2 separate regions of the Mus musculus genome follow, and region 1 is linked to region 2. A link is a loop called in an ENCODE intact Hi-C map of the cell type or tissue named here. Cell type or tissue: gastrocnemius. All regions are shown on one strand. Links, peaks and the distances in the headings refer to the core of each region. The heading gives the core; the rest is flanking DNA.

Evidence for each region. Hi-C counts contacts between places; a loop is a spot of excess contacts. Peaks named below come from ENCODE experiments on the same cell type or tissue, not always from the same donor. Only the 100,000 strongest peaks of a DNase experiment are listed, where the experiment ranks them.
Region 1: it touches region 2 in a loop (2.1-fold over the local background); 2 of 42 quality-filtered maps call a loop at or near these places.

What each region holds. Positions count from the first base shown.
Region 1 is chr1:137,322,090-137,338,706 of GRCm38, reverse strand. No RefSeq gene overlaps it. Among named protein-coding and RNA genes, the nearest start is that of Gm34244, 23 kb to the left of the region's middle. In gastrocnemius, for the core only: CTCF peaks have their summits at 4,372 (motif pointing right), 6,566 (motif pointing left) and 7,913 (motif pointing left); DNase peaks (open chromatin) are centred at 5,832, 6,589, 6,819, 7,888 and 1 more place.
Region 2 is chr1:137,918,851-137,935,467 of GRCm38, reverse strand. Gm4258 (a long non-coding RNA gene) reads right to left here. Exons shown (of 3, transcript XR_003948014.1): 2 at 2,447-16,617. Among named protein-coding and RNA genes, the nearest start is that of Gm4258, 29 kb to the right of the region's middle. In gastrocnemius, for the core only: no CTCF peak of the experiment used is centred there; DNase peaks (open chromatin) are centred at 5,464, 6,727 and 7,380; H3K4me3 peaks cover 1,021 bases; H3K27ac peaks cover 1,389 bases.

The sequences.
Region 1 (16,617 bases), core at 4,012-12,011, 600 kb after region 2:
GCTCAGAACTGAACAAAGAATTCTCACCTGAGGAATACCGAATGGCAGAGAAGCACCTGAAAAAATGTTCAACATCCTTAATCATCAGGGAAATGCAAATCAAAACAACCCTGAGATTCCACCTCACACCAGTCAGAATGTCTAAGATCAAAAATTCAGGTGACAGCAGATGCTGGCGAGGATGTGGAGAAAGAGGAACACTCCTCCATTGTTGGTGGGATTGCAGGCTTGTACAACCACTCTGGAAATCCGTCTGGCGGTTCCTCAGAAAATTGGACATAGTACTACCGGAGGATCCAGCAATACCTCTCCTGGGCATATATCCAGAAGATGCCCCAACTGGTAAGAAGGACACATGCTCCACTATGTTCATAGCAGCCTTATTTATAATAGCCAGAAGCTGGAAAGAACCCAGATGCCCCTCAACAGAGGAATGGATACAGAAAATGTGGTACATCTACACAATGGAGTACTACTCAGCTATTAAAAAGAATGAATTTATGAAATTCCTAGCCAAATGGATGGACCTGGAGGGCATCATCCTGAATGAGGTAACACATTCACAAAGGAACTCACACAATATGTACTCACTGATAAGTGGATATTAGCCCAAAACCTAGGATACCCAAGATATAAGATACAATTTCCTAAACACATGAAACTCAAGAAAAATGAAGACTGAAGTGTGGACACTATGCCCCTCCTTAGAAGTGGGAACAAAACACCCTTGGAAGGAGTTACAGAGACAAAGTTTGGAGCTGAGATGAAAGGATGGACCATGTAGAGACTGCCTTATCCAGGGATCCACCCCATAATCAGCATCCAAACGCTGACACCATTGCATACACTAGCAAGATTTTATCGAAAGGACCCAGATGTAGCTGTCTCTTGTGAGACTATGCCGGGGCCTAGCAAACACAGAAGTGGATGCCCACAGTCAGCTAATGGATGGATTACAGGGCTCCCAATGGAGGAGCTAGAGAAAGTACCCAAGGAGCTAAAGGGATCTGCAACCCTGTAGGTGGATCAACATTATGAACTAACCAGTACCCCGGAGCTCTTGACTCTAGCTGCATATGTATCAAAAGATGGCCTAGTCGGCCATCACTGGAAAGAGAGGCCCATTGGACACACAAACTTTATATGCCCCAGAACAGGGGAACGCCAGGGCCAAAAAGGGGGAGTGGGTGGGTAGGGGAGTGGGGGTGGGTGGGTATGGGGGACTTTTGGTATAGCATTGGAAATGTAAATGAGCTAAATACCTAATAAAAAATGGAAAGAAAAAAAAAAGAAATGTAACGAATACTACAAATCTTGTGGTATAAAAAAGGATGATCAATTATGACCAAATGGTATGAATTCTAGGAATTCAAGATGAGTTCAATATATGAAAATCAAGAAGTGATGCCAAGTGCAGCGTGGCTCAAAGCTATAAGCCTGGTCCTGAGAAGGCTGAAGCAGGAGGATCATTGCTGCGAGACCAGTGTGGGCTAGATAGAAGCTCCCATCAAAAACCTCCACCAATGTAATATAGGAACAAACTAGAAAGCTGTGTGTGTGTGTGTGTGTGTTTTCCTCCCCAACAAACAGAAAAGCATTTAGGAAAAATCTTTTTGCTATTGTTACTTTTTCAAAGCTACTGCTCATTTCAAATTAAGAAGTCGATGAAGGAATATTCTGGTTTTTCTTTGTTTGTTTGTTTAATAGGAACAAAAATCTTCATTCACCTGGACACATAGTTAGATATCTCAATGATCTAATTAAATATGGATACAGAAATACTCAGGTTAGAATCACAAAGAATAAAAAGCATTAGGGAATAATCTCTGTTTTCTGCAATGAACATAGAATATTGCTCTGGCTATGACATTATGAGTAGAAATAAGACTAAAACCTGAGCAGCAAATGTAAGGATTATATATATTCTAATATAGTGGAGGGCAAAACAAAATATATTGTAGTTTTTGTAAGAATTTAAATAGACACTTGACAATGTATGTGTTTTCTCATACAAAAATAAATGAGAGACTAAAATAATAATGGTCAACTGAAAGTAAAATCAGACTTATTTACCAATGCCAACATGATAAGAATCATATTAGGAAAGATAACATAGAAAACCTTCACACCCTTACCCTGAGAATAAATACTTCTTCCCATGTAGGATAGTAGAAATTGGACCCTATTGAAGAGAGAGCATATTTGTAAGGATACCAGTGATTATCCTATAGTCCCATTTTACCCAGCCTATTTCCTACAGAAATCAGATGTCTTATCTGAAAGATATTAAGTTAAATGACTTAAAGATGAACTCTAGATTTATTCCAACCCAACCAAATAGTAGCTCCAATTACAGCTGCTGGGCAACCATGTTCATCACTGCTATACCATATATTTAAAGCTTGAGGTATTTGTAGAACCAATATTTGGACAAGACTCCAAAGCAGTTCTCACTTACATGGAATGACACTAGAACTACAGCTTTCCCACTAGGCTGTGCTATTCTACCCTCCTTTGCCATTAGCAAATATTTTAGGAATCTAAACCACCTGAAAACCTGCAGAATATTACCATAACTTTTTGTAAAACTACATTTGATTGATTGAGCAAAATGAACAAGAAGTGCTAGTATGCTATAATCCATAGTAAGCTATACAAATTATACATACTGACTTGGAAAACCTTAATATGCTACTGTTCCAATAGAAATATGTGAGTTGGGAAATCAAGAGGCCACAGTCATTGGGAAGATCCAGTCATGTACCCTAAGCTCTAAGTTAAAGTCCTGGTCTTCAGTGAAATGTGCCTTCCATGGCATGTACCAAGTCTCAGAATGAACTACACAGTGTTTCTTCTCAAAAGGTGGCAGGTGATCCACTTGGACACACTGGTGATTATGGCTCCTTTCTCAAAAGGTTAGTGCAAAAGAAACGGAAATTTTAGACAGCTGAACTACAAATCATTACAACTAAAATCAACCACAGCCTCATGGGTAAGAATAGGAACCTTGATCTTTTGGTGTGACATGGGCTTTGGGAATGGCTCCAGAGCTCCTCTGAGGTGCAGTCACTGAGCTGGCCCCGTGCTGCAGTTCATCTCATTCTGAGATTGTTTCTCATTGTTGTCTACTGTTCACTATAAGTGTTCCCTAGACTCGGCAGCTGAGCTGAGCTACATGGGTCTTCACAACTTAGTTGATGGTGTGGTTCAGGTCCTCTTTTCTGACATTTTGAACCCCAGGTCCTAACACCTTTCCTTAGCACAAGGTGGCTGCACATGCTCATCAGGGTTAGGCTGGTGCAAAGATAACCACAGGGCTCGTGCTTTTGAAATTTGGCATTTGGTATCAGAATACATTTGTAATAAATGGTTTGTTGCGTCATTTTAATGCACCTCTTGCTTTATGATTTTCTGTTAGTGACTCACTGCTTGTTTATATTTCTTTTATGCTACGTATATGATGTTAGACAAAAGGCAAAATTGAGTGATTTTTTTTAATTTAGGTTCAAAATGGGCAATAAATCACCAGAGACAAAGCAAATAAACAATGCATTCAGTATAGCATCTTCTAGTGACAAGAAAATGTGGTTGCTGGTAGTTCAAGAAGTTTGGAAGAAAGATGAGAGCTAGTGCCCGCCCAGCCATCAGAAGTTAACAATGACAATAGAAAGCAGTCATTGAGGGGCTGGAGAGATGGCTCAGCAGTTAAGAGCACTGACTGCTCTTTCAGAGGTCCTGAGTTCAATTCCCAGCAACCACATGGTGGGTCATAAACATTTGTAATGGGATCTGATGTCCCCTTCTGGTGTGTCTAAAGACAGCAACATAAATAAAATAAATATATAAAATAAAATAAATTTTGAGAGAGAGAGAAAACAATCATTGAAGCCAATCTTATCATCACATGAAAAGTTGCCAAATAACTCAATGTGGACGACAGCAGTTGTTTTCTGTTGTATCTGAGGCAACCTAGAAGGTGTAAAAGCTTCACAGGTGGGTGCTGCAGAAAATGGCAAAACATGTCAATTTGAAAGTCATTCTGTTATACATTCTGTTATCCACAACAACTGAACTGTGATATGTGGTTAAAAGTGTGTTGTATGTGGCAACCAGTGATGGCCAGCTCAGTGACTGCACCTCAGAGGAGCAGGTTAACCTGCCTCTCCTCAGCCTCTCCTTTAAAGGCATAATGGGGGACTTGCATCCGAGACATGAATATGACTTTCAGCAATATAATGGAAAGCTTTGGTTTGTTGGAATTACCACCCAGTTGCCCCTTAGATATCACTTGAGGAGAGAATCTGTGTAAAAGAGAATGGCTATGAAAATTCTAATCTCTGGCTGCTGTAGCATAAGCATCCACCACTGGAGGGAGCCACCTTCTCCCTGCTTCTCCTGGATGGACTGGGTACAGTGGGTGTTGAGGTGGGAGCATTACTGGAATAGCAGGACTCTTCTAATAGGTTTGTATTTCCTTCTGGATCTCCCTGTATCTAAAGAAGAAATTCCAGAGCCTTGCTGTGTCGAAGGCTCCTGCTACCCTGCATCCCTTCTTTCCCTTCTTTCCACAGCACACGGAGTGTGGTTGACCTTTCACAATGCTTGGTATCGTTTAGGGATGAATGACAAAGAGAGAGCATGAAAATAGCAAGAACTTATCAAGGGAGGATGCAGACAGAAAGTCTGGGAATAGAATTTAGATCACTGACTCAAAAGAAACTCTGCAGACACTTCATAAAGGTACCCTGCGGTCACAGAAATGAACAGAGTGAAGTTACTAAGGCCACTGATCCTCTTGAACACGAATCTTCAGAACACCCATGGTTGACGTCCCTCTTGTTGGTAACATTCTCAGTTCTGGCTATGTTAAAGTTAAGGCTGTTACTGTGTGGTTGGAAATAACCCAAGTCAGATAAAGCCAGAAACAGTAGCTCCCTGGACTCGGAGCTTCGTTTGGGTTAATGATGAGAAGCCCTCTGTCTCTAAGCAGGTTAGAGCATTATTTCAAATGCACAGAGATTGAAACCTGCCACCTAAGAGAAACACAAAAGAAGCATGCCTTAGGAACATGCTTCTCTTGACTTCTCGTCTGTGTTTTGAGCTAGCTAAATTCTTAGACTGATTTTTGGTGACCTGACCCTAGATTTGAAGGATTGTATCCCAGAATCCCTCTTTGCTTTTATCACTATTGGAGTCAATGACTTTCTGTCTTCCCCTTGGTTTTGCTATGTAGACTATACATTTGGGGCTTTATTGTGCCCCAGGTATTTCTGTAGATTCTCTACTATTGTCCCAAGAAACCCAATAATCATACTCGCTCATACTTACAGAAACCATTTCATGTGGCATCAAAAAAAAATCATTGCAGGAAAAATATGTATATTTTTAATCTATCATTTAGAAGCCATAGGATTCACATTCCCTTTTCAGATTAGGAAAGAATGAAATGCATGAGTATGCAGTAAACCCTCCAAATCACCAAAGACTCAAGAGTGGTCACTATGAAGCCGTTAAGAGCTTACACCACCTCAGTTAGATACCAAGACTGAGTGAGATTTCCAGGACTGAAGTTCGGGTGGTAGGTTTGGGTCATAATCTATTACTTTTTAGTAAGTACTCAAAAGAACTTTAAAACATAAAATAAAAAAAAGAATACTCAAGAGTAGATTTCTTTTTCTCACACTAACCCATCCTCTTTTCCCAATAAGAAAGCCATGCCTGTCTAAAGGTTCCACAAGCTGGAGCTAGGGATTCCCACAAACCCCTCTCTAACACGTCTGTGCAAAGGCCCAGAGCTGGCAATGGAGGTTGGAAGAGCTTTCAGTCCTAGTTCACTGTAGGAGGTAAACATTACAGGAGCATGTGAGGCTAGGACAGAGAACCAAAGAAAAGAAACAGCAGGTTTAAAAGAACATGCAAGAGGAGGACCGGGAAAATATTACAGGACAATAAATTACAGCCCACAGCCCTATCCAGATGTCGGTTCACGGTACTGCAGTAGCCACAGCATGGGGAGGTTAGAGAACCACATTTACCATGTGTGCACTGCTCTGTATTTAATGTTTAAGCTCTTTAATTCTTTGTGTCTATGAAAAGCCTCAGTCAGAAAATCCAGATGGACTATATTAATCAGAGCACATAATTTTAGTGGTAGACATGCTTATTCCCAAAGCCTGGATATATTCCTAGAGCTTTGCAGAGCCTCGTTGTCTTGAGGGAAAAAAAATACGCTTGGCTCGGCAGCATTTGTTAATTTATGTAAGAAGGAAAATGAATCACATATAAACATATGGAAATATCCAAATGCCAGGTTTTCAGTTTTTTTGTTTTTTTAGGTTAGCTCCCTGAGTCCTCATTTTCTTTCTAGCCTGGGATTGGTGGTATCGGTTTTTTAACATTAAACAGACTCCTTGTTTGGAGTGTGTGTGTGTGTGTGTGTGTTTCAGACCAAGCAAATTTCGTGTTTTCTTTGGACAGAAAACTAACAAAGGATGGGAAGTCCTTACTTTAAGACATTACAGTTAAGGGTCATGAACATTCAAGCAGGAGTTACTGCCATCCAGAGGCAGAAAGCCACGAACAGCCATATCCTATCCTAGCTCCATCGTGGAGGAAGGAAGACAAGCAAAATGTGTAGGTTGCAGCAGTTTTGGTCGTTAAATCATCCAAAAAGAAATTGGAAAATGCCAAAACTTGAATGTCACTGGGTCTCTGGTTCTCCTGTTGTCAGAAATGACAGAGTCTCTAGTCCAGCACTCTCCAGAACTGGTCACGGTTTAAAAAAAAAAAAAAAAAAAAGGAGCAGTCTGATGTCAGGCTGGCCATCTGTGCCAACTGTCCTGAGTACTGGAGTCTGTAACACATTCAAAGTGAGCTTCGCACGTGTCTTTGCACATATAGTTTTCTTATATTAAAGCTTTGATGACTGTTGCTGAGGTTAGCTGTTCTAGCAGTTGATACAGGCAGCCCATAGCCCTTCAATATAAGTCATATGCTGTATTTGCTGCCTAGTGACTGTCTAATTGGAAGTAAAGACATCCATGGTCTTTCAGACAAGAGCTTCCAAGCATGTGTGCATGAATTTTTTTTTCTTTTTTGTGGCATTAACAAGCGAAGTCCTGAAAGCTTTGGCATACCTGAGCATTGGGCAGTCATTCTAAAGGAACTAGCTCAGCGCCATGCAGGTTTGGGTGCCGTGGAAAAATAGGTCCATCTAGGTAAGAGACCACTGCACAGCAGCACTAACCACTAGGAAAGTTTCTGCAGCATCACAAAGACAGATTCTGGAAAAATATAAATATGTGTGTGATATATTTTACATGACTCACATATAAATATAGTAGTCACATATACATACACACATAAGTGGTGGTTACACATTGGTAGAAATTCCAACTTAAAAACTACATCAACTTCAATTTTTAACAACAGGCACAAGTAATTATACTTGCCACTTGCAGGTATTTTATACACTCCTGATGGATATAACTGCTTTGGAATAGGTTTTAAAACTTGGAAACACACGCATACACCATTTCTCAATGGGCAAAGCATACTTCAATTTTCTAACTGAATCCTACCCACATGAGTGCAAACATTTTGAGTCAAATAAAATGATTTAAAAATTGCAGAATAATATAGTGTTAATCATCTTCACTCTGCTTGAAGTATTTCAATGCTATTCTATCATATTTTGGGGAAGCCACTCTCAAGCATTTTAAAGGAGAGATAGAGAAGGTTCTCCCAATTTTTAATAGACTTACAAAATACGGACATGAAAGTACGAAGCCTATACTTCTCTAGCCTCCCCTACCCCCGCCCCCCTCTGTCTTAACACTGGGCTGCCCTTCTGCAGGGAACTTTCCACCAGATATCTTGCATGTTCAGGGTTACCAGTGCCCTCTGCTGGCTTTCTGCTTGAAATGAGAGAATGGAGGGAAAGACAGAGATAGACAGACAGACAGGCAGACAGATGAGAGAGACAGAAAAAGATGGACAGAGAGACAGACAGAGAGACAGAAACAGACAGAGTCAGAGACAAAACAAACAGACAGGAGGCCCTTCTGGTCCTGGAAACTGGCACTAAAGAACTAAACAAGAATGGAAGACTTACCTTCACTAATCTTATTTTCTTGTTTCGTTGTCATCTTAAACTTCTGCCAGAGATCCATTGTGGAACCGTTTGTTCCAAGGGGTTCTCACTCACTGCTAATTCAGCATCAGGAAAAGAATATTAGGCTGGGATGAAGGGGCAAATGAATGCAGATTTGGGGACATAGTCACTCATTTTACAGATGCATAAACCACTTACAAGAGGCCCAGGCAGAAGTCGGTTCTCCATCCACCCTAACCTGTTAATGGGTTCGGCAAGGAAGAGCGGCAGTAAGTGCAAGGGTGAGAGGCTGCGATGGAGACTGGCAGTCCTTGCTCACTGTGGGCATTGTTTGGAAGTTTAGCACACAGGTGTGTTGCAAATCCTGTCACTTAGCTCTTTTCCTGCTGTCAGTGTCACTTTTCACTGGGCTCCTGTCCACTTGCCCTGACTCTCGTTTGTCTCCTTTGAAGAAACTCTCCAAAGAGCAGTCAGGGTGATTCTTCTTTTTCATAATGGATTTACTTTTATTTTATGTACGCTGGTATTTTACCTGCATGTATGTCTATGTGGGGGTATTGGATCCCCTGGACCTAGAGTTGTAGACAGTTGTAAACTACCATGTGGGTGCTGAGAATTGAACCTGGTTCCTCTGGAGGGGCAGTCAGTTAAATGCTCTTAACCACAAAGTCATCTCTCCAGCACCAGGTGATTTCTTCTCGAGTTGCATTCAGATTAAACCTCACCCCAAGCCGAGTAGTCTCCCAACATGTTTAGAATACAACCCAGTCTGATTTGCTCCGAAATTCCTCAGAACCAACATTAGTGACCAGTACAAACTAGGTATCTGGTAATTTATTTTAATAAAGAATGAACAGATGAAAGTCATATAAGACTATACTAAGATATTATCACGCAATCTAAAAATAAAAAATAAAGCAGATACTGAACTTGAAGTAGTGATTATCACTGGTTGCTGGCCAATAAGTCTAGGCTAGCTTTCTGGATCTCATTTGTCACATAGACTGAATAATGGCTGTGGGCTTTAATGGTTAGTGATTTGAGGCCTCGAGGTCTACCACCTAAACACACATACACACACACACACACACACACACACACACACACACACACGCACACCAATGTGTGTGCATGCAAGTGTGTGCGCACGCACACACACTCCTCAGATATGTGTCTATCTTATCCTAAGTTATTTTCTAGTGAAACTGCACAAGTCAAGCAAGATTGCTAAGTAATACTGACATGGAGCTTTTGATATGTAACAGTACTGTGCTAAGCATTGACACGTTTTGAGAATTGAATGTATGACCAGCAACTAACACTCCATACAACCTTACTTAATTTGAAGATGAGAGGAAGAAAACAAAGCCACCTAGCCAGTAAGTGACACATTGTGATTCACACATCTACCATCTGATTTCATCACCCAGAACTACCCTGTAGAGTCCTCACGAATACCAGGTGTTCCCTGGCTTTACCTAACTAGTTTCTACCCTAAACTAGGGATGAAAAAATTGTCCCTTAGTCACAAAGGAGACAGTAATAAGTGACCTGCCCCAGCCCCAGCCTTCTGCCAGGCCTTTAGTGTCTGGTAGAAAGAAAGCAAAGGAAGGAGATTGTGTTTGTACAAACAAAAGTGCATCTTACAAAACAGAAAATTAGCAGCGGAAATATCAATTGCTGAGAGGGAGGGGGTTGAAAGGTTGTCTCACCTGAGGTAAAACACGACTTGGCTGCTGAACTAATGACGACATCAATGACAAGAAACACAGACGTGTTCAGAGAGAAAAGCCACCCAGCACTCCAGTGGTCGCTGTGAAACACTAGCCACGCAGAGAACAGAGAGGTAAGGCACTTTACCTTTTGGTTTTAGATTCCAATTTATTATTCTTCTTGGAGCAAAGAAAAAACAAAGATCGATTTTCCTAAAAATCTACACTAGGTAAATGATTTAAATATAATATAGGCTCAGAAAACGAAGACGAATTGTAAAGGATGACAGGATGACTATCAGCCACGGAAAGTGTCTGAGCCCCCTTGTTATCTTCCATACCATAAGATCAGCTCTGAGGAATAGAATATCTATCTAAGGGTAGACATGCCCCATTAGCACAACCCATCCCTCGCTCCAGAGCCTGCATCTCGTTCACACTCGCTTCTAAACTTACTCCAAGGTGTTTTCTTTGGGTACAATCACCTGACAGAATTACTTCCTAATACCACTCCTTAGCATTATTTCCTGGTGTGAGAAGGTTTATCAATGGCAGTCAACACAACTAGGTCTAAAGTAGAAAGCAGACGAGTGGGTTTCCTTTCCCCCACAGAACTGCTGGCTCACAATTTTAAAACAAATTTAGAACTTTAAAGTCACATTATTTCCCTGTCTTTATTAAAGAACATGTGTGTGTAGGTATAAAGAGCACTTCATGCTGCATGTGTTTTGTGTTGTAAATTTTCTTTCTTATGTGTATGTGTGAAGGGAACATATACACATCCACCGAGCCTTCAACTCATCCACCTTTGTCTTCTGAGCTGTTATCACTCCCGAACGGTTAAAACTAAAAACATAAGGTGACAATTATTGTCGATACACTTTTTTAATGGTTTTTCAAGACAGGAGTTCTCTGTGTAGCCCTGTCTATCTTGAAACTCTGCAGACCAGGCTGTCCTGAAACTCACAGAGATATGTGTGTGTAGCTTTACCTGCCTCTGCCACCCAGCTTGTCAATACACTTCTTAGGGTAGAATTTGAATCACATCCCTAGCAGACATGACTTTTCAACTGCACAAGAATAATTAAAGAATAAGAAAACATCCATTTGAGAAGGAGTCAGAGGAACACAGAAAAAGTTTGAGAGAGATTAATGGGGCAACAACATAAATGCAGTACTCACGTATGAAATTCTCTATCCATGGGTCATGTATAGAATACTCTACCCAAAAAGGGTTAGATAGATATTATTTGTGAGCTCATATAGCATATCACCAAGACATATTACATTCGTAAGACTTAAACACACAGAGAGAGAGAGAGAGAGAGAGAAATAGATAGATAGATACATACATACATACATACATACATACATACATACATAATCATTTTAAAAATACATATTTTCATATTATCCTGCAACTAAACTAGAAATTAAGAACAGAGAGCAAGGGGGGAAAACCCAATATTTGTAGAGTAAAAGTCATAATTTAAATGTATGGCACAAGAAACATTAAAGGTCATCTTAAACTAAAGGAAAATACAACTTAATCAAATGTGTTATAAGCAGTAAAAACTGTGTGGTGAGAAATGTAAAATAATTGCAAAACTGATTGTGGTTGTATCATACACTCCAGCAACCATATTCGGAGGTATCTACTCAACTTCTTAAAAGTTCAAGTTTATACAAATATTCACATACAAATTATATTTCATTTTATTATTTTTAAAAATCAATATATAAAAATCAATGTTATTGTTACGATAATCCAAATTGGCTTCCTAATAGGCCTTACATAAGTAATGAGACACATTACACTCATGAAATAAAATATTCTGTATTATTAAGCTGCCAGTAAGCTATCTATAATCCAAATAAATATAATATGTATTTATCTATTTGAATAAATAAAGTAACAATATAAGATAGTCATAAATATATAATATATAAATGACATCTCTATTAAATTACTCTACAGGGAGAATCTCAGAGTTTGGTGACATTTTATAGTTTGATTTTAAAATATACACAAGATAAATAAGGACAATAGCAATAGTACTTGTGTTGGGAAATTTAGCTCTTTCAGTTGTAAAATTTTATCATAAAATTAGAACAATTAAGGTCTGGTAGTAATGGCACATGGATGCTCAAATAAACCAACAGCAGAGAAAGGCTAGGCATGAGTATGCATGTGTGTAAATGGTCAACAATAGCTTGGCTCTGCAAACCTCTGAAAAGGAAATGCAGTCACAACAGGCTCCAGGACAACCAGTTCTGCATTCATAGGTGGGTCTCAGGTCCCCAGGAACTCGGAGAGCAATCCTAAAGATGCTAAAACACCAGGTTTGAAAGGCAGAACATAAGCTTAAAAGCTGTGGAGAGATGTCTTTGTGATCCTAGAGTGAAATAGGGAATTTCTTCAACAGAAGGATGACAATCCATACAGAATACGATTAATCTTTCTAGCCGGGTGTGGAGGCACACACCTTTAATCCAGCACTCGGGAGGCAGAGGCAGGTGGATCTCTGAGTTCGAGGACAGCCTGGTCTACAAAGTGAGTTCCAGGACAGCCGGGGCTACACACAGAGAAACCCTGTCTCAAAAAAGAAAAAAAAAAGAAAAAAAAAGAAAAGAAAAGAAAGATTAATCTTTCTATATTCAAAGGAAATCTCTATTCACCAAAAGATATAGGACTCAGATTGAAGAAATAAGCAAAAATCTCAGAGAAGATATTTTCAACATATAGAATATAAAAACAGTTCATGTGTGGTTAAATACATAATGGACCCCCCAGGCTCGCATGTTAAGCTTCGTGGTCCCCTCATGGTGGCAGGGTTTTGTAAGGTGGAGGATTTGGGAGGTGGGCATACCTGCGAGAAATTGTTGGCTGAGGATACACTTTGAAGGCTGTAACTCCTTGCTGACCCCACCCTCTGTCTCTGCTTCCTTCACCATGAGGTAAAGAACTTCCTTTGTTACAAGCTCCCACCGTCATGATGCTCTGCTCAGGCATATAAGTCAAGCAAACATGGGCCAGCCCCCAGTAAGGAACTAGCACCATTAGTATTTAAGGTGGATAATTTTATAAAACAGCAAGAAAAGGGCAAACACAAGGCATTAACGGGAAAATGATTAAAGTGTCTGTGGACAGCTTACAGAAGACAGATCGCTTGAATCGTTAACCCTGGAATCGCGGGGTTGTTACTGAAGAAAACACCAAGGAATCACTGCCCAGTCATTTACAACAATGAGCTTTCTATGGAGAGTGATAGGAGCCGGAGACACCAGACAACAACAGAAGCAATCCTCCTGTGACAACACAAAGTCCAAGAGCTAAGCAAACCCGTGTCCTTAACCTGTGGATGCAGATCCTTACATGCCAGCGCATCGTTTTGTGGCTCCGTAGATCACTGTTTTCCTTTGAGCATAATACAGAATGAACATATGGATTCCAGCCCTCTGTCTATAGTTATATCGAACGAGTTAATCTGTCTGAGCCTCTGTGATTTAAAGTGAAAATAATTACAATAATGCCTAGCAGAGTTACAGTGTGAATTTGTGATTTACAGTTAGCCGAGGAAAACGCACGCGGTAATGTGAAATGCAGAAACCACTCAATACACAGAAACTATTATTACCTGGGTGCGGCATATCAATACCCTGGAGAATCGTCCCTAGAAGCTAATTATCCTGAAACTATGACTGTATTTGTTGTGCAGATGGCATTTTCTCAAGAGGATGCATCCGAGATGCTGAAAGCCCGGAGTCAAGCCCGGAGTCCACGAGCTCCTTGTCACTCGTGCTTGCACGGAGGACATGCAGCACGTGTATTCAGTCAAGTGACGTTTCATACTTTTGCACACCCAGCAAAATTATCAGAGAGATGCTACTTCTTTGTTAATTGGAGGGGGATTCCTCTCTAGTAGAGAACTAATTCTAGGCTAGTATTTAAGTGAAGTGGGTAGGTAAATAAGCTGTTTTACTAGCCTTTCTGAACAGAGGGATACCTTTCCTCTTCTCCTAAAAACTGCCTGGTTGCTCTTGGACCCACTTATGCTTTGCAACAATCGGCAGCCTGGACATTGTTATTGCACTGTGTTGCCTACAGGTAAAAAAGAAAAAGAAAAGAACGCTAAATACCTACTACAATAAACACGTGAACACAGGATATTCTTTTTGACTTTTTAGCCAATCGAGAAAAGTCCTTCACGGAAAACTACCAAACTCATTTATTTACCACTTTTGTCCCAAATTTGACTAATACATAGAAGAAGAGGAAATCGTTTTGTTTGTTTGTTTGTTTGTTTGTTTGTTTGTTTGTTTTAATTATTAGCATGACATATACCCTAATTGCCATTTCCCTTTGGTCTATTTACTTACAAACAAATATATAAAACTGATGAAGGAGAGCCATTAGAGAAAGCGCTCTCTAGAAATAGAACACTGTTGGGCTGGATTCCAAAGGCAAAAGCAGACACACCCTCATTCAAGTATCGAATCAGACGCCTGCTCACCTCATCCCTTCCACGCCAGGGAAAGCGATAAACAAAAATCCTCAAAGGGCCTTATATTTTGAGTAGAAAATGCCCAGTTTCAAGCTTTCGCCCGTGTTTTCTTCTTTTACCTTCACTTTCCCCAAATTTTGCTCTTTTGAGACAAAAAGAGACTTTCCTGGGCTTAAACTGGATATTCTGGTTAAGTGATTGAGAGAACAGTATAGCCCGTACAGCAGCAGCAGCAGCACAGCTTCTAAAGCACAGAACAGGTTACAATACAACCTAGTGGCCAAACTAGGAACAGCAGCACCTCAGAGAGCCCCTCACAGCCCCAGCCCTCACAGCCTCAGCCCTCACAGACCCTGTCCTCACAGACCCTGTCCTCACAGACCCTGCCCTCACAGACCCTGCCCTCACAGACCCTGTCCTCACAGACTCTGCCCTCACAGACCCTGCCCTCACAAACCCTGAGCCCTCACAGACCCTGCCCTCACAGACCCTGCCCTCACAGACCCTGCCCTCACAGACCCAGCCCTCACAGACCCTGCCCTCACAAACCCTGAGCCCTCACAGACCCTGCCCTCACAGACCCTGCCCTCACAAACCCCCAGCCCTCACATACCCTGCCCTCACAGACCCAGCCCTCACAGACCCTGCCCTCACAGACCCAGCCCTCACAGACCCTGCCCTCACAGACCCAGCCCTCACAGACCCTGCCCTCACAAACCCCCAGCCCTCACAGACCCTGCCCTCACAGACCCAGTCTCACAGACCCAGCCCTCACAGACCCTGCCCTCACAGACCCAGCCCTCACAGACCCAGTCCTCACAGAGCCAGCCCTCACAGACCCTGCCCTCACAGACCCATGGAGGTGGGGCTGAGCCACAAACTCCTCCCACCAGACTTCCCTTGTCCTCAGCCAGTCTCTTTGTTTTCAGGCCTAGCTGAGTTCCTTTTAGTCTAACAAAGGCCCTAGGGTAAAGGGCAAAAGTACAGCCCTCAGAGGCACATTTTAAAAAGTGACAGCAAGAACTGTTATACTGACAAGAGGGAGACTATTAATAAAGCAAATACATTAGGAGACATAATAGAGATTCAAGCTGGAAGCAGGGCACCAAGTCCTGAGAAAGCCTATAGGAACGTATGAATAGGGTAAGAGGGCACCAACTGAAGGGGTGCCTGCCACATTAACTGTGCCCCTAGGGGAGAGGCAGGAAAACTTCAAGACATTAAAAGAAGAGATTCAGCGAGAGACTCAAGAAGTGAAGTTGAGTCAAGTGGAGCAAAGTACATAATACATATTAGCCTTACAAGAATGAATGGAAAATATGTCAGTCCTAGAACAAGCTGTCTTCTGGTTTTTCTGTAAAGGGAATGGTTCGTTTGACCCAGGTAAAGAAACAGACATTATCCATACATACATGTTACTGCTCACACTGTTCCTCGGGCCCGCTGGAAAATGCTCCAAGAACTCAGAGGATTAGAATTCAGAATGTCTTCTTTACATTGAGAAGATCATCCAAGCCGTGTGATTTCACGTAAGAGCCCATATTCTATAGCTCTGGTTAAGGGCTTGGGAGAGAGGATGAAAGGTCTAGAAGACTATGATACCAGCACAAAACAAACAATAAAATTTTAAGTTGGTTAAGTAGAGAAAAAAGAAAGAGACAAATAATATAATGTTGAAGGCTACAATTCACAGTGAAGAATAAAGACACTCAATATCTACACACCCCAAATTCTTACATATAAAAGAAATTGAATAATATAGTAATTATAAGGAATTTTAAATGCATAGCTCAGTGTAAGACAGTTTTAATGCTGTATATGTTGGTAAATGAGGAACATGGTGCGAAGCCATACTCAAAACTTTTCTCGTTGCTGTTCCCACAAGAAGCAACCTAAGGGAGAAAGGATTTACTTGTGACTTCCAGACTGACAGGATAAGTTCATCATGTCGGGGAATGCTTCCCTTACCAAACATTCCTCCCTGTAGAAGCTATTTAATCTCAGGTCCACCCTAAGTAGTGAGTATGGTATTTTATGCATCCATTTTCTGCCATGACAGGCACATGAGGCAGCTTGGAACACTGGTCCATGGTCAGGAAGCAAAGAGTGGACAGGAAGTGCCGTTAAACGACATGGCCTCAAACCTTGTCCACAGTGTCCTACCTCCTCCAGGAGACACCCACTCCTAAAAGTTCTACAACCTGGTACAACCTCCTCCATGATGACACCAGCATCTGGGAACCAAGTGGGTAACATATGAGCTAACCCAGGGATAGTGGAATTGTAA
Region 2 (16,617 bases), core at 4,074-12,073:
TGTTTCATATCCAAATGAAAGCAAATATTTTATATCAGCATAGCTAGGCACTTTGGTTTGCAATAAAGCAGTAAGTACTAGCCCACATTCGATGACTCTTTTTTTTTTTTTTTTTTTTTTTTTTTTTTTTTTTGAGACAGGGTTTCTCTGCAGTCCTGGCTGTCCTGGAACTCACTCTGTAGACCAGGCTGGCCTCAAACTCAGAAATCTGCCCGCCTCCGCCTCCCAAGTGCTGGGACTAAAGGCGTGTGCCACCACGCCCGTTGATGACTCTTAATAGTCTTATGTTATCACATGAGCGATGCAGGTGATGGGCACACAGCTAGAACTACAGATTTATGTACACACATAAAATACTGGTTTGCAGGAGCATTTCTGCTCTGTTCAGAAATCTGCTGCATACACACACACACACATACACATACACACACATACACACACACAAACACATACACATTCTCTATTAAAGTAGGTGTGAATATCTAATATAACTAACTTTATGTATAGATCAAGGAAGACCAAAAATATCTTGCAGGTAGCTCTCAGTCAGGGGGAGCTGGTCTCTGAAGGACCTTCGGTTGTATATGAGTGGCTTAGGGAAGGCGGAACTGTCACACAGCAGGTAGGAGCCAAGGCTGAAGAATCTCCCCATGAAAGGAATGATATAGATTAAAATATCAGCAGAGGTCAGGAGGAATGACCCTGACCTAGAGAAAAATAACATACTTTTCCCTCAATATATATTGGCTCTAGGCTGGGCAGTGGTGGCACGCGCCTTTAATCCCAGCACTTGGGAAGCAGAGGCAGGCAGATTTCTGAGTTCAAGGACAGCCTGGTCTACAGAGTGAGTTCCAGGTCAGCCAGGGCTACACAGAGAAACCCTGTCTCAAACAAACAAACAAACTAACAAAAACAAAAAACAAAAACAAACAAAAAACAAAAACAAAAAGATAAAAACAAACAAAAAACAACCATAGTTGCTATAATTCCTCAGTTGCCCACATGGGAAACGAGAGCATCCATCACAGTGGTATGGCCCCATAAGACAAGTGAAGTTGCTCTCTACCCAAAGCTCTACTCTAATTTCCAAGGCCTCCCAAGAGTTTTCACCCCAGTGCAGAAAGCATAGCTAATTGGTTTGGATCAGCAGGACATCTCCACTGAAGGTTTCGTTTTGTGCTGAAGTTCTGAGTTCTATATCGCACACCTTGTGTGAGTGCCCAGGTTGGTGAATCACCTTCTTGGGAAAAGCAAGCGACTGTGTAAGATTGCACTGCCCATTTTGATAGTGGAGGAAACACTGTTATCAATAAGACTTCATATATCATCTCCCTATATTTTCTAAAATCAGAAGGATGAGCAAAAACATACAGCCCAGTTTCTAAATGAAATGGATTATGATCAATGGTCACCTCTCAATGTGCTTTTAAAACCTCCTGATAGAACTGGAATACATTCTCATGTATATAATGTGACCCCCTCCCATAGGTATTCCCAGATCTCCCCAACTAAAGAAGCCATTCACAATATAATATAATTTTATTACATAAAATTAACCCTGGAGAAATGTGGCTGACAGAATTCTGGTTTAAGTGTTTTCTGTTTTATTTAGGTGCAACCTCAGTTTGCCAGATGTTTGTCCTGCATAGATAGCCAATAGCATCTGTAGGTGGAGACTGAGAACCACTGAAACGTTATTATGGCATCAAAGTGTTTACTTCAGTAAAGCAAAGGCTTTACTGAAGAGACAGCCATCTTTAAAACATTTCAATCAAACCATCTGTAGAAGAATAACACCCTGATTTCTTCAAAACACCTTAGGCTTGCATTCTTTACCATAGGAAAGTGTGGCAAGCTTTTTGGAACTACGGCACCCTACTTGCCAAATTTAAAAAATCTATACAAATTTCTGTGCTGATTCAAATATTAGCAAATTTTTTAAAAGAAATTAATTTTCTTAGGAAAACTAGTTAATTGGTTTAGGGTTAGAATTAAAATTTTAAGTCAAGAGTGGTGACTAATACCTACAGTCTTAACACTGAATACAGAGGCAGGAGGATGATCATGAGTTTGAGGCCAGTCTGTGCTGAAGACTAAGATGTCTCAAAAACAACAACAAAAGAATGTTAAAATCTTAATGTACACAATTATTTATTGGTGTGCTAAATATCTTGTTTTTTTTTAAATTATGGTAACCATGTCTTCCAGAATAAACTGTATTTCCTACAGAAACCTGCCAATACTTCTAAAGATGGGATGTATCGGTTGTCTGCCATGCCTCTTCTCTGTGCTCACAGAGCTACCAGTTCTCGTGGGGATATTTATAAATGAGAAAATGGGCTTTCATCTCACCCATTTTTTTTTTAACAAAACAAAACCAAAACCACAATACTGAAACGGAGGAAGGAATTCCCAAAGGTCTAACACAATTTATGCATGTACTTACCTTCCTGTTGTCTGGGCATCCTCGTGAGCAAATCAGAACTACAGGAAAGTGAGCAAACACCTTCAGAACAGGGAAGAAAGGTAAACAGAAGCTGCAGATGTGTCCCGAAGAAAATACTCAATTCTCAGCAGAATTCTGTTGATTATCATATGTATACAGATGTCAGAAGATCTGAGATTGACATCAGTTTGCTGTGTGAACAATATCCTCAGGCAATTTCAACACACACTCTTGTCTAGGTTGGATGGTAATTCCAGTTTACTGTATGTGTGTCTTGATAAGGGTATTTCTCCTCAAACATTTCTACACCATCCTCTCTGAGTGTGCAAACCTGTAATTAAGCTGATGGCACCCTCTAGCTAGTCTGATGACCTAGGAGGCAGTTTTAGGACTTCCTGCTTTCCACTTGATATGAGTCACAATGTACAATTTCTGTGCTTACTATCATTTCTAGGATTCTATTTAATTTTCTGAATATAAGGATATGGCTAAGTTATAAGCAGAGAACTGCAAGTGCACGCCAGAGCATGCACCGCTGCCTCTGGTCCACTGAGTATTCTTTTAGATGCAGTGTCTTCTTTGAGCTCTCAGCAGGGGCCAGAAGTCAGGGGCCTGGTAACTTATTTATCTTTTGTTTTGCTTTAAAGTAAAGAAGTGGAAGGAAGGAGAATCAAACATGGAACTGTCAAATCTAGGATCCAATCAACTGGGAAGCGGGGTCACAGGCATTGGGACTTGGGTACTGAGTGTGGAACGGATTCAGTGAGGACTTCTCCATCTTGCCACATAGCACATCCTGAGGAGTGGGGTCCTTCTCTGTGCAGTTTGCTCTTCCCGGCTCTGGTTCCAGTCTGCAGTCACCTGACTCCATGTATCCCCTGATTTTGTTACCACCACAGAAAGAGAAATTATAGCCTTCAAGCCTCCACTTTCTTTCTCTTAGCTATAGCCCTCAAGTTCCAATCTGTCTGCCCATTTAACACAGTTTCTTTGTTGTTGGTGTTTTGTTTTTTGTTTGTGTGTGTGTGTGGGGGGGGGTTGACTCAGAGTGTCAGGGTGGTTATACTAAAAACAAACAAACAACACATAGCAAAAACTACTGTAGCGTTGTGTGTACATTTTATACACAGAGAATTGTAAAGAGTCTTGAATTTTTGATGGGAGGAAAAAAGAAAGAAAAGAAAAACACCCTGGTGGGAACACAAAACAGCACAGAGAACACATAATCGTGACCCTCATAACTGAGATTGCCATGTGTCGTATTAAACGCCACCATTTACCTAGATGTCTTGCTTGATAGAGACAGTGAGATGCCTTACAGATTTTACACAAACACGTCATTCAAAGCCTTGCTGATCTATTTTCTTGTGTATGATGTTTGGTTGGGTCCTTCAAAGGGCTTCAAGGGTTACTTTTATATTTACAAAGACTGAAGATGAAAGCTGTTATTTGAATGCAGCTTTGCATTCGGTGGTACCAAGATGCTTATTAGAAGTGCCCTGATGAGACTGTGGAGTGGCACCTGTGTATCACTCTCCTCTAGTGTGTACTTAGGTGTTCTGGCTGCCTAAGAAGCAGCTTAGCTTTAATGAAAGGATAGTAAACAACATAAATTATAAAAGACATCTGCTAAGGAGATCAAGAAAGGGGAGGAGGAAAAATGTAGGTAATAAAAAGAGAAAGGGGGTGAGAGAGAGAAGAGAGGAGAAAGGAGAAAGAGAGAGGAGAGAGAGGGAGGAGAAAGAGAGGAGAGAGAAGGAGGAGAGAAAGAGGAAAGAGAGAGAGGAGAGAGAGAGAGAGAGAGAGAGAGAGAGAGAGAGAGAGAGAGAGAGAGAGAGAGAGAGAGAAATGCTGGAGTGTGTGTACATGGAGACACTGGGCAGAGAGGAAAGTCTGACAGGCAGAGAACAAAGTGTTTCCAGGGATCTCAAAGAAATGGTGAACCTTAATCACACCCTAATTTTAGGGTATAGCGAACCAACCTCTTTAAGTTCCTCAGGGACATGCACGTACGTAGCTGTGGTTCCTACTGGATTGCCATTGAACATGTAGATGGAGCTGCCTTCATTCTCCTTCATGGGATTTTTTTTTTCCTTGACTCCAGAGCCTATGCAAAACAACAAAAAGACCCTCTCTTGAACTCAGGCAAACTATCCAAAGCTCTTTCTTACCTTTCACAGGGATGGCTTCCTCTCCAACAGCCCATAAGGACTGCTCACTTGGACCCTCCTACACTTTGCTAGCTTATGATTAATTTTAGCAGCCCAGAAGTTGCCAACTTTCATAAACACACCTTTTCAATTACAAGAGTCCTTGTTAAAGGTAAGCTAATAATTTTAGCTACCTCCAGACTATGATTTAACTATGAATATTCCTTTTCCACAGAAAACTAACCTTGTGTATTTCCATCCAAAAAAGCATCTAAAATATTTTTAAATGCTTCAATTATCAATGAAATTTACTTGTACTCTAAAATATCTTAAATATATAGTTTAGCGTTTTATTATCTCATTTCTTTGAAGAGTCAACCTTACTAGTGGCATCGTGCTATTTTATACAGTTCTCACAGCCTGTGATCATTGTTGAAATGTTGAGTTCTCAGGGAAGAAATATTGTGATTCAGTAATGTGATTTGAATGTAAAAGTGTTTCCTATCAATATTGAATTAGAGAAGTCTAGCAAACTAGGAAAAAAAAAGGAAAAAGAAATAAATAATGCCTCACTCCCCCCAAAACATTGTTTCTTGTTGCTGATTATTGATTTTTCTTAGGTTGATTATTGTGTATTTTTTCTTTAAATGTATTTCTCTTATTTTTATTCCCAAAGACTGTGGCTATGGCTGTTTTTCTTCAACGCTATCTTTTTTAAACCTCATAGCCTGTCCTTTTCCTGGATAGTCTGCTTTCAGTGTCTTTTGGATCTGAGCTCTGGGAGGTCTCTGAGGATCCAGCTCAAGAGAGAGAATGACCCTGTTGGCAAGCAGTATGACTCAGGGTATAAACCACTTGACTTGTCCTCCTGGCAGAGGCTCCCCTGGCGTGGGGAGAAGCTGAAGAGGCCTGTTTTCTAGTTGAAAGTTTCCCATCATGCCAGTCTCCTTCAGCCTGTGTCACTAAGGATTCCATTACAGTTAGTAGAGCAGTGGTCAAGGTCGGATAGAGAAAATCAACAGGGCTGAGTAAGCATGGTGTGTATACTTTAAAAAATTTTAAAGCCGAGTCTTGCACTTCAAGATACAGAATGTTGAGATATTATGAGAAGAACACACACCCATAGCTACTGCAGTAGCCCCAGTGCAGAGCCCTGGACTGCTTTATGCCAGTGAACAAGCAAGAGACATAGACCCTCTTAGCATAGTGTGCGCTAAAGTTTGTAAGGCAATAAATATCTCACATCCTTTCCCCTCAGCACATACATCTGCATTTAGAGAGGGAGGTTTCCTCCAGATATTGATCTCCAAAGGTGAGCTGCAACTTGTAGAATTCTTCATGTTCTAGGCAGGAGGACTGAGATGACATCAAAGGCAGATTGCGACGTGGTTTAATTGAGAATAAAAGTTATGCTTCCAGCCAAGCTGGTGTTTGTTTTCCACAAGTGTACTGATGTTTTCAGTCCCCTTTAGGTGGGGGTCACTTTAACACCAAATATGAAGTATGAATTTTGATGACTAATATTAGCAATATCTTTAAGATGCTAATGTCCTTCCCTGTTGATCATAATAGCTAGCCCTAAAATGTGTGTGTGTGTGAATAGAGTTTAGATAAAATAGTTATGCGATTACCTAATAGCCTCATTATCCTTCATGATACTTCTTTTTGAATTCTCAAGTGTTTTGTAATGCCTCTCAGCCTCCCTCCCCTCCCCCTCCCCTCCCTCTTTCCCTCTTTCTTTCTTACCCTGACATTTCCAGAAGCTAAAGAAATTTAAGAATTGCAGGATCTTGTAAAAGGTACAGGAAAGTACAAACTGTGTTTATTTGTTTTTAAATTTGTTATATAATTTAAAAAAAAAGATTCCCAGTGCAATTTCTTGGTCTATTACCCCTGACAGCTACGATTAATTATATTTTAACCTGTTAAGGGCTCACTTTCTCAAGTATATTAAACTAAGTTTTCTGCAAACACTGAACTCATCTGAGTAGTGGGGATGGGTGTCCAGGCAGACAGGAAGAAAAGCACACTCTTTCTCAGTAGACAGCCTTTCTTTGTCTCCCAGCCCTGGCCTTTGCACCTACACATTGCCTGGCATGACGGGGAGGCCAAGCAGATGGCCTTCGCTGTGGAAGCCAGGGCTCTGGGCCCACGAGATGAAACCTGCATGCTTGGGAAGGCTGAGACAGTCGCCAAGGTTTCATGTGTAATAAAGTACTCGCTGCCTCTCCAGTAATGATATCCTGGGGGCTGCTGTGAGGAGGTTCTTTTCACTAGAAACATACTCGTAGGAATTTAATACTATCTTGCTAAACCCTTTGATTGAATAAGGTTTTAATTTTTTAAAAAAAGAATTCTTCTTACTTTGTAGACTCCAAGATGTGAGCAAGTATGAATTCTTACTCTAGGATCAACATCTCTACTAAGCTCGGGATTCTTTTGCCTTCTTAATCACGCGCTTCAACAAATAAAATATCTTACCGTTGCCTGTCTTTTTTCTTTTTTTTTTTTCCCCCTTTTACAGCCTGCCTGAAATACTCTTCGGTTAAATAATATTTGTTAGGCTTTGATGCAATCAAGTGAAATTTGAGTCTTCGGAGCGATTCAGCCTCGCCTCGTGGAGACCGCACATGTGTGTCAGCTTTGAGTTTTTCTCACCAGTGTTTTACACATGAAATCTATTTTTCCTTGAGAAAATGGAATCTTTGTGTCTTTGTCTGGAAGGCTCGCTGTGCTCAGGCGTGTTCCGGCAGGAGCTGTGACTGCCAAGGCCCTGGGGGAGGGGCCTGGCAGTCATTTGTCAGCTGTCCTGCATCTGTAATTTCTGGCCACTCAGCACTATCAGAGTCTTAGAAACGGGGCCCGAAGGGTGGGGGAAAGAGCTTGTCATTGATGAAAGACAAACCCCAAATAACTGCCTGATGTTGATGACCAAAGGGAAGAGAGAGTATGAAAAACTTTTATTGTGTCCTTTAATGAAAAGGATTTTCATTTGAAATAGCTAATTTATGAAATTGCACATGGTAACATTTCCAGATCTCAGTCTAGAAAGGCCGTGTCCATATTGTGTTACCAATTTCACTGCTTTTACCTTGGCAAGCGCTCCTGAAAGTATTTTAATTTTCTGCCATTGACTTCTGGTTATTTCTGCTCTTGTGCCCTTGTAACAAAACTGACAGCACAATTAAACATCTGCATTTTAAAACTGGGTTTCTCCCCTGACTATTTTGCTTTGCTTCTAAAATTTCCAGATGTTTTGGGTTCTTTATGATTTTAATGTATGCAAATACATTTGCTTATACTTTAGAGAAAATGGAGAGGGAAGAGAGGGAGGGGAGGGAGAAGAGAGAGACAAAGACAGAGACACAGGGAGACTGAGAGAAACAGAGACAAGACAGAGTATATACTAACTTGGATTGAGCAGAAGAAAAGCTTAGTAATAATACATCAAGCAGCAAATCAATATTTTCCCCGTTTGTAGATTTACATTAGAATACATTGTGGTCCTTAGCACTTTACTATTTTATTTGAATTTTGCAACTCAGTTTTGTGACTAGAATTCGGGATTCACACCTCGGTGTCCTCATAACTGGGTAGAGGCATGCTACTCTCTGTCTTTTCATTTCAGGGAGAGATAAGTTGAGGGGTAGGAGAAGAAACAATGTATTTCAAATGAGCATATGGCTTTGTGGAACTTAAGGGGATTGTCAGTATCTTGCCGGAAGTGTTTGAACGTGAGGTATAAGAGTGTCCCTAACATTTTAAGGAAGTCCATTTCCCATAATTAATAACAGGAAACTGGTAAACAGATTCTTGTGTACAAGTGAATCCAAACGGTAACATAAACGAAAGCAAGGAAAGACCCAAACGCACCTCGTTCATTTACTCCCAAGGATTATGTTGTGGTATCCAAGTGGTTCAGGCCAGAAAGACTTAGGAGATGTGTGTTGCCATAATCCTTGGGAGTAAATGAGTACTCATTTTCCATTCCTGACTGTCTAGGACATGTGCTAGGGAGAGTGCAGCCATTTCTTCCATAGTCTAAGGTCTGCAAGGGATCTCAGACAACTGACATAGTTAGTAGAAAAATGGCAAGTAATTATGAAGGAAGACAATGTATTATAAAAATATTATTTTAATATGTTTAGGCCCATTTCTACTGTATCCTATGGGAGATGGTAAGACCTAGTAAGGGAATTTGTGTACATTTAAGGTGTTTGGAGAAGTCGATGAGTAGATTTGTGAGTCTCAAACTAAATGCATCATTAATTAGACAGATAACAGGGCAGGGCGATTGACCCACTTCTGCACAGAGCTCTGGGCTAAGCTCTCTGAGAACTGACAGGTCTTTATCTTCTAATTGTATCAAAAAATGGGGACTGTCTGATCCCAGCGCTGACCTTGAAAGCAGCAAACTGAAGTGATATATTGTGTCCCTGGGTTTTGGGGTTTTGTTTTCTTTCTTTCTTTTTTTTTTTTTCTTTTTTTTTTTCAGAAATGTTGAATTCGATCTCAAAGTTTGAAGTTTCAAAAGCAGAATTAGCTGCTTTATTTATATTGAATTTTTAGAGTGAATCATTTCCTCTCTGAAGGGGAACAAAGGCCTGTAAGAGAAAGGCGATTGCCCTGCAAAGGTTAAACATAAGACACAGCCCAACTAAAAGTGCATCCTTACTTCTGTAAGATGGGGAGAAAAAGAAGGAAAGCTAACCAAGGTGAGGGTCAGTTTCATTTATTAGGTCCATGCAGTGTAAGTGAGAATGCATGCTACCCATGCTATCAGAGCAGACACAGCTCCACGGTACCAGGGAGCTGCAGACATCAGACCAGGCCTTAGTTCCAGAAAGACGAGGCTAAACAATGCTCTGCATGGCAGGGCTTCTGGGATGCACAGACTCATAGATGACCCTGGACTTGTAAACCTTGCCATCTTAGCCAACCCGTCAGCACCTATAGAGTTAAAGCAGAGAAGTTGCACTAAACATTAAATAGGCCTAAATATTAGTGTGTTTGTGTGTGCACACACATGCTTGTGCACAGGCATGCACACGTGCTCGCGTGTGTACGTGCATATGGATAAAAAGAAGTGGATATGTCTCAATTTATCTATCTAGCATGTACATTATCTGTGTGAATTTTAAGCAATGAAGTGAGTATGTAAAAACACTTAAATTGGAAAAATAAGAATGCAATTTTGTCAAGTTGGATAAAATAAAGATATGGTTTTGCTAAACCAAAGATAAGATAATTTTCTAGGCTGTTAAATCTTAGAAAGCCTAGAGGTAAGAAATATATGCAAAAATTAAAGTGAAATATTTAAGGCATATTTTGTTAAGGATAAGATGGACAATGTACAGGGTTGATTATTAGCAAAATTTCAACAGTGTAGTATTCTCTCAGATCTCCATAGAGACAGATGCATGCTAGTTATACGTTGATATTTTAGAAATCATAAAATATGTTCCTTTGTATTTAAAGTAAAGATCCTCACTGGAAGCTTTTTAAGGATAAAGTACAAGGTTTATTACTTAGTTTTAAACTATTATTTAGTTTAAATACTAAATATAATTTTACATGAAAGCAAATGAGGGCTGTAGTTATAGATATGTAATCAAGTGAGTGCTGTATGTGGGTTTGAACACTCTGAGATTGGGGAAGGAGAGGGAGGGAAGGAGAGAGGGAGAGAGGAGAAGAAGGAGGAGGAAGAAGATGAAGAGGAGGAAGAAGAAATTAAAATTATTTATTTTTTACAGGATCATTCACTCTGTCGTATGCTCATGCTGTAATATTTAAAGATGTTCATTTGTGAAAATCCTTTGTCCTAAGAAGTATGTAGTTGCTGTGAGTTAGTGTTCAGTAGAGTGATCAAAGCCACCAAGACCTGGTTAGGCTGATTTCTCAGGTTGTGTAGAACTGTTGATGGCTGTGACAACGGTTCTTCCTTGCGCTGACGCCAGTAGAACATAATGGTTAAGACCCTCAAAGAGGCTAACAGGGGAAATTTAGTATATTTTAAAAAGAGAACCACAAAAGGCCTTGTGCATAATTGTCACACCAAATCATCTTCTTGGTCTAGGAAAGTACTAAGACTGTAGTGGTGGCTCTGTGTATCATCCACACACGAGGGGACCGAGACAAGGAAGAGCATCACACTTGGAAGCAAGCTTAGTCTCCAGGTAAGTTCTAGGGCAGCCTGAGCTACAGATGGAGAATCCATCGCAGAACACAAAACAACAAAATTTGCTTTACTTCTTAAAAATGACATGTAGAAGAAAACAATATTATAGTGTATGAACTATAATATTGTGTATTCCCCCGGAGTTGGACAAATGTCTATATCAAAAGGGGCTGTTAGCGTAGGTCAGTGGAGGGCTGACTGACTCGAGTATACACGACCCTTGACTGAAGAGCTAAGATTTATAAAGCAAAGTCTTTATTTAGGTCTACGGAAATGATCTCAGCTCAGTTTCAAACAATATGGACACCAGTTTCACTCTCCTGTTTGTTCATCCCTTCAGTGAGTGACAGATGGTTTCTCTGTCTTCTCTTCTATTTTTCTCCTGCTTCTCATTTATTTTTCAGTAACCTGTTTCAAAAACACCGAGAATCTGCTTCCTGGGTCTTGAGTCTGCTATTTGTTTATGTACAAATTTTCTTTTGTCCATACTTAAAAGAGATAAAAATGCTTGCATATAGAAGGAAGCTAGCAAGAATTAGCCTTAGCAACAATGTAACACAACTGGTTCAGAACGAATTTGTAGTAGGAGCCAGAAGGCTTCTGTAGTTTGAAAAGTATCAACTGGGCCTTGGGCTAGCCTCATGAACAGAATACACGGAAGAGGAGTGAAGTAGCTAGTGCTTTGGTGTATTTCTTTCACATAATTCAGAAGTTTGGACATTCCCTTCCTGTTCCTTCTGAAGATTGCTTATCATCAAGCAAACATCTAAGACTGTCTCACAGTACCCCAAACAGGGATGTTCTTTCAAATTCTGGAGATCCTTTTGTCTTGCGTTTTTGTGTATTTAAGTGACCACATCCCTACACATTTCCTGTCTTTGTCATTTTTTTCTAAACACTGTAACCTGTAATATACACTGGGCCCACAGGAAGAAATTATGTTATTTTGTTAATAATGTGCTAGCAGCAGACATTATTAAGACAGAGGAGCAATTTTTAACATCTTTTCAATCATAAACAAATGATGGTTGTAATGGCCCTGCACTGAACTAACAATTAAAATTTTACAGGCAGTATAATTATAGGTCAGGAATGGACATATATAATGTAATTAAATATCAGAATAACACTCATTTTTCCCATGATAAATAACAGAATCTACTCAAGATATATTAAAAAGAATTGTCTGCCTCATAACAAGAGCCAGTAAGGTTTCATTGCTGCCAGAGAATTTCTTCCTTCAGCTGCCCCTTTCCCACCATTTACAAATAGAATCAAATCCACTTGGCTAGACATGGAAAATTGTGTTTATAAATTCTAATTTTAGAAAGCAAAAATACAGCATTTGTCTTAGTGGCTTAACAAGTATTCATAACAACCCCACCTATAGTACATTTTTAAAAAACTAATTGAGCCCTGTTTGTTTTTGACAAAAGTCTATAGCATTTCAGAAGGCAATTTTAAGTAGAAGTTGTGTTATTATTATTATTATTATTACTATTATTATTTAAATCTAAGTAAGAAACATAAATGTTGCTTGAAAAGAGTCCCAATATTAATGAACTCTGGATTCTCAGAATAGTCTGTAGAAAAACCAAGCACACGTGATTCATCTCAAATTTTGCTTGCTGCCTGATAAATGATTTGTTGAAAACTTATTCTCACATGAGACACATGCTTTCCTTCGCAGAAAATGAGAGAATGCGCGGGCAGCTCTTGAATTGAATGGGTGCTACACCATTTGGCGTGGGCTGCAGCTGCTCCAGAGAGTTTTCAGTTCTGCTTTTCAGGGTGATGGGACATGCTTACGCCCACCTACAGATGAGCAGGCAAAACACCTCTGCCTGGGTCTAGAGATTCTTAATTCCCTCCCTAAGTACCAATCACTCTTAAAAACAGGCGGTGTGCCTATATATATGGCAAGTCTGATGACTTCACTGGATTTTCACATTTCCTAGGGGAGGAACAGTCATCTTTAGTCCTTTATATCAAAGAAGAACAGGGGTATTGGAGGACAAAATTCTGCCTCCACCCTCTGGTTATCATACCAACTCCTATAGTTCTAGACTAAAAGTTATTTCGCTAAAATGCTCAAAGCAATACCATTGAAATTAAATTTACTTTTTCCTTTAGTCATATTTTCTTTTATCATTCATCATGAAGTAATATGTTTTAAAAGAAAATTTTTCCTAACACTGTGGATTATAGTAGTAATTAGCAGTACACTGTATTTACCAAAATACTTTCTTTATTTTCATGTCATGTTGTTAATTTCCCATCTGTAATCTAAGAAGTATTCGTCTATGGCTTGATGTTCTGTGGAAAAAAATATCTTTTATGCTTGTTATAGGCTTAGTAAATTTAAATGTTCAAAATATTTGCAGTTGTAAGAGATAGAATATTTTAATTAGATTGGAACCTGCTGGACCCTGAGCCTGAAGAATGTTACCACATTCTATTGTCCTCTTCCCTGTACCCACTGGGATCATCAGAAAAAAAGAAATGCAACTCTTCTATAATCTTTTCAAAATTATATAAAATTTGCAACAGTGCTTAAGCATCCGGGAATTTCATAAATATTATCTCCAAAGAGACAGAATCGAGCACCAATAGCTCTGACAGAACAAGTGATTACAAACTACACTTCAGCAAGTGTGTGCGCGTGCGCTGTAGTGCCTCTGCAGCAAGAAAAAGCTCGGGTTTCCCTTCCCTCCAACAAGGGAAGGAACATTGAAGAGAAACAGTATTTTCATTGGAACAAAATGGACACACCTGGTAAGGGATGGCCGTGTTCGCAGAAAATGCTCCACTTGCTCTTGGTTCTCCTTGCTGAGGGTGGTCTGTACAACTCATGAGACTTCTTTCTCTATTCTAGGCAGTCCTTCCCTTTTCCACTAAACACAAATAACCTCAGGCAGAAGAAAAGAAGAACTCCCTACTCCCTGCACTCTTCTGCCTCCCACACTTACTTCCTCTGATCAGTGAGTCAAACCATACTAAGGACAGAATTTGTGAAAAAACAAAAACAAACAAACAAACAAACACCCTAAAGGGAATAAAGAAACACCCAATACATCATTACTAGAGAAGAGAAGTGTCTAAAATTATCTTTGAACACATACAAGCATACAAGATGCTCACTTCTTTTGATTTAAGAATAAGCCATTGGTAAACATTATTAAATAATCAATTATTTAGCTTCCCATGACTAATGGAAAAGATGGAGTACTTTTCGTTTGCTTTGCTTTACTTTGCTTTGTATTGGGGAGGGGCTTTGTTAGATTGAACTTCGCTGATTGTTTAGAAAGCATGTTTCATGTCCAACTCTCTGTTATTCTAGTTCTTTCTTGGCAGAGCAAATGAAGGATGTAAATGGTGCACAGCACATTGAGTTTCCAGAGGAGGAGGTTACAAAAAAGAATGAAGTGAATATCGAACTCAGGAGGCAGAGAGTCACCCTGAGTCAGAGGTGAGCCTCCTAGAGTATGTGAAATGAACATTGTGTGTGTGTGTGGGGGGGGGGGGGATGACGCACATGTATGTGAGAGGAAAGACTTTAGTATCAGTATCTGGTTTTCCTGACTAAAACTAAGCAGCTGTAAAATGTGCTAGCATGCTAAACACCTAGGTGCCTAACAATGACTAAACTTGTATTCAGGAATAATAAGAAAAGAATAAGCAGGAACTCTGTTGTTCTGATATGAATTCTCTAGTCCAATATGGTCATTTTAATGAAATCTTTTGGCAAATTTATTAATGTGTTCAAGAAATGCATGGCTGGTTAAAGAGGCATTTTGGGAGAAAAAAAAAAAACATGTCCTTGGATAATGTATCAGAATAAGCAAATATGTCAATAACTAGAACTAGCAATAAACTTATATTTTAACATTTAACAACTTGTTTAGTGTATCTCTGGGTACCCTTTTTGTGACTATGCAAATTTGAAATACACATATCTTAAACCCAAGTAACATGGGCAACATGGCTCACAGAGACTTAGCATAGCCCTGTACAGAATGTTAGCTGTAGATGCTCAAAATGTCTTGCTGTACATGGGTTTTCAGTACACAAAATCCAAAGCATAGCTGAAAATCATGCTGCCCATTTCCTTCAAACAAATTAGAAGTTCTTTATGAAACCAGTCCTTTAACATCCATTTTGTCCAAAATCTGCTCAAAATACTTTATACATTAACTCAAATCTCTTCTTGGATCTGTAGAATAAAAACACAGGGAAAATGTGAAATTTGGTGGCCAGAACAGTAGCTTTGAAGCTCTGGGACCTGGCATGACTCGTGACACAAAGCATGTCACCCAGGCCTCTCTGAGAGCTGGCTTAATCCTGACATTGAGCTCCCTGGAGAATAAGTTGGAGAATAATTATCCTATGAATGTCATACAATGGAACCTTCTCATAAGGACACTTTTTAAATCAACATCAAGTTGAACCTTAGTACAGTCTTGGGGAAAAATAAAACCTTGGTGCCAATTTAACTATTTCCAAGCTCCAGCTACGTCTTGACATCTACACTGCCGTGCACACCCTGGGGAAGCACACTGTTCTAAAGGGTGTTCTCTTCACCCTTACACAATCCTTCCAGACCTGTTCTACAACAACAGTCATGATGTCTTGTTGGCATAAAAGAGAAATCACACAGACCACTGTTCAAACATTTTAACAGCTTTAAAATAAAACCTCAAATCTTACCCATGGCTATAAGTACCCTACATGACCCGCCCATTCACTTCTTCATTGTGCCTCTTACCACCCCCTTCCTAGTCACTCTGTTTTGACTACAATGACCTCTTTGTTCTTCCCTGTTCACCATAATGACGTTTGTATTTCAGGCCATTTATACTCCTGTATTTCTGGTCTTGAAATTTCTGGAGTTTATGTTTTCCCCAAATCTTTTCGTTCACAACTTAGGTAAAATATTTCTTAGGTGCATCTTTCTCAACACATGTGTATATAATCTCAAAGCTCACTTTCACTGAACTTTGATTTCTCATCTCAGTATTTATGGCATATATGGTTATATTCTAATATGTCTGTATGGTGAGCTAGGAACTTTGTTAACCATTTGTTTACCATTATCTCCTATGCATTGAGAAGACTGCTAGGAGTTAAATGTGGAATCAATAAATATTTATTGAATAAAAAGAAATAGCTAACAATCAGATGCAGAAGAATAGAGAGCACATGACCTCTTTGGCTTATATTTATTTCTTGAACTTTCCAGTCATCTCTTCTCCTGGTTATATAATGGTACTTCTATTTTAAAATGCCTGTGCCATGGCTTATTTGATGAGCTCACCATTGTACTCTATAATGATTGATGCCATTATCTTCAATACTGGCCATTTGCTGAACACAGACTTACAAAGTCATGGAAAATTAGGAAAATGAATTTATATAATATAAATCAAACAACTCCAATCTGAATTTCAATTACAAAGGGTAGTTTTATTCAGACTGTTGAAATAAATAAGGCTCTTTGAATGCTATCATTCAGACAGAAAGAACTTGGTACTTTCAATATTTCTAGAGATATTTCAGTCATAGGATTGCCTCTTTGATGTCTTCATGGTTGTTTTTCCCCTAAGTCCTTACCCATTAATTCAATATTTCAATAAACATTCACTTGGCATTCACTGTATCAAGGGCTTCTGTTGAGGAAATGAGACCTCCATTTATGGAATAGTCTTCAAAAGATGAAGAGATACTACAAAAGGAAAATACGATAAGTATTATGAACAGGATAGAGCTATAAAGTTATTGGACTTTAAAGGGATTCTATTTGTTAAGTATGGTTAGGGGAGATGAATCTTAGATGATTCAATCTC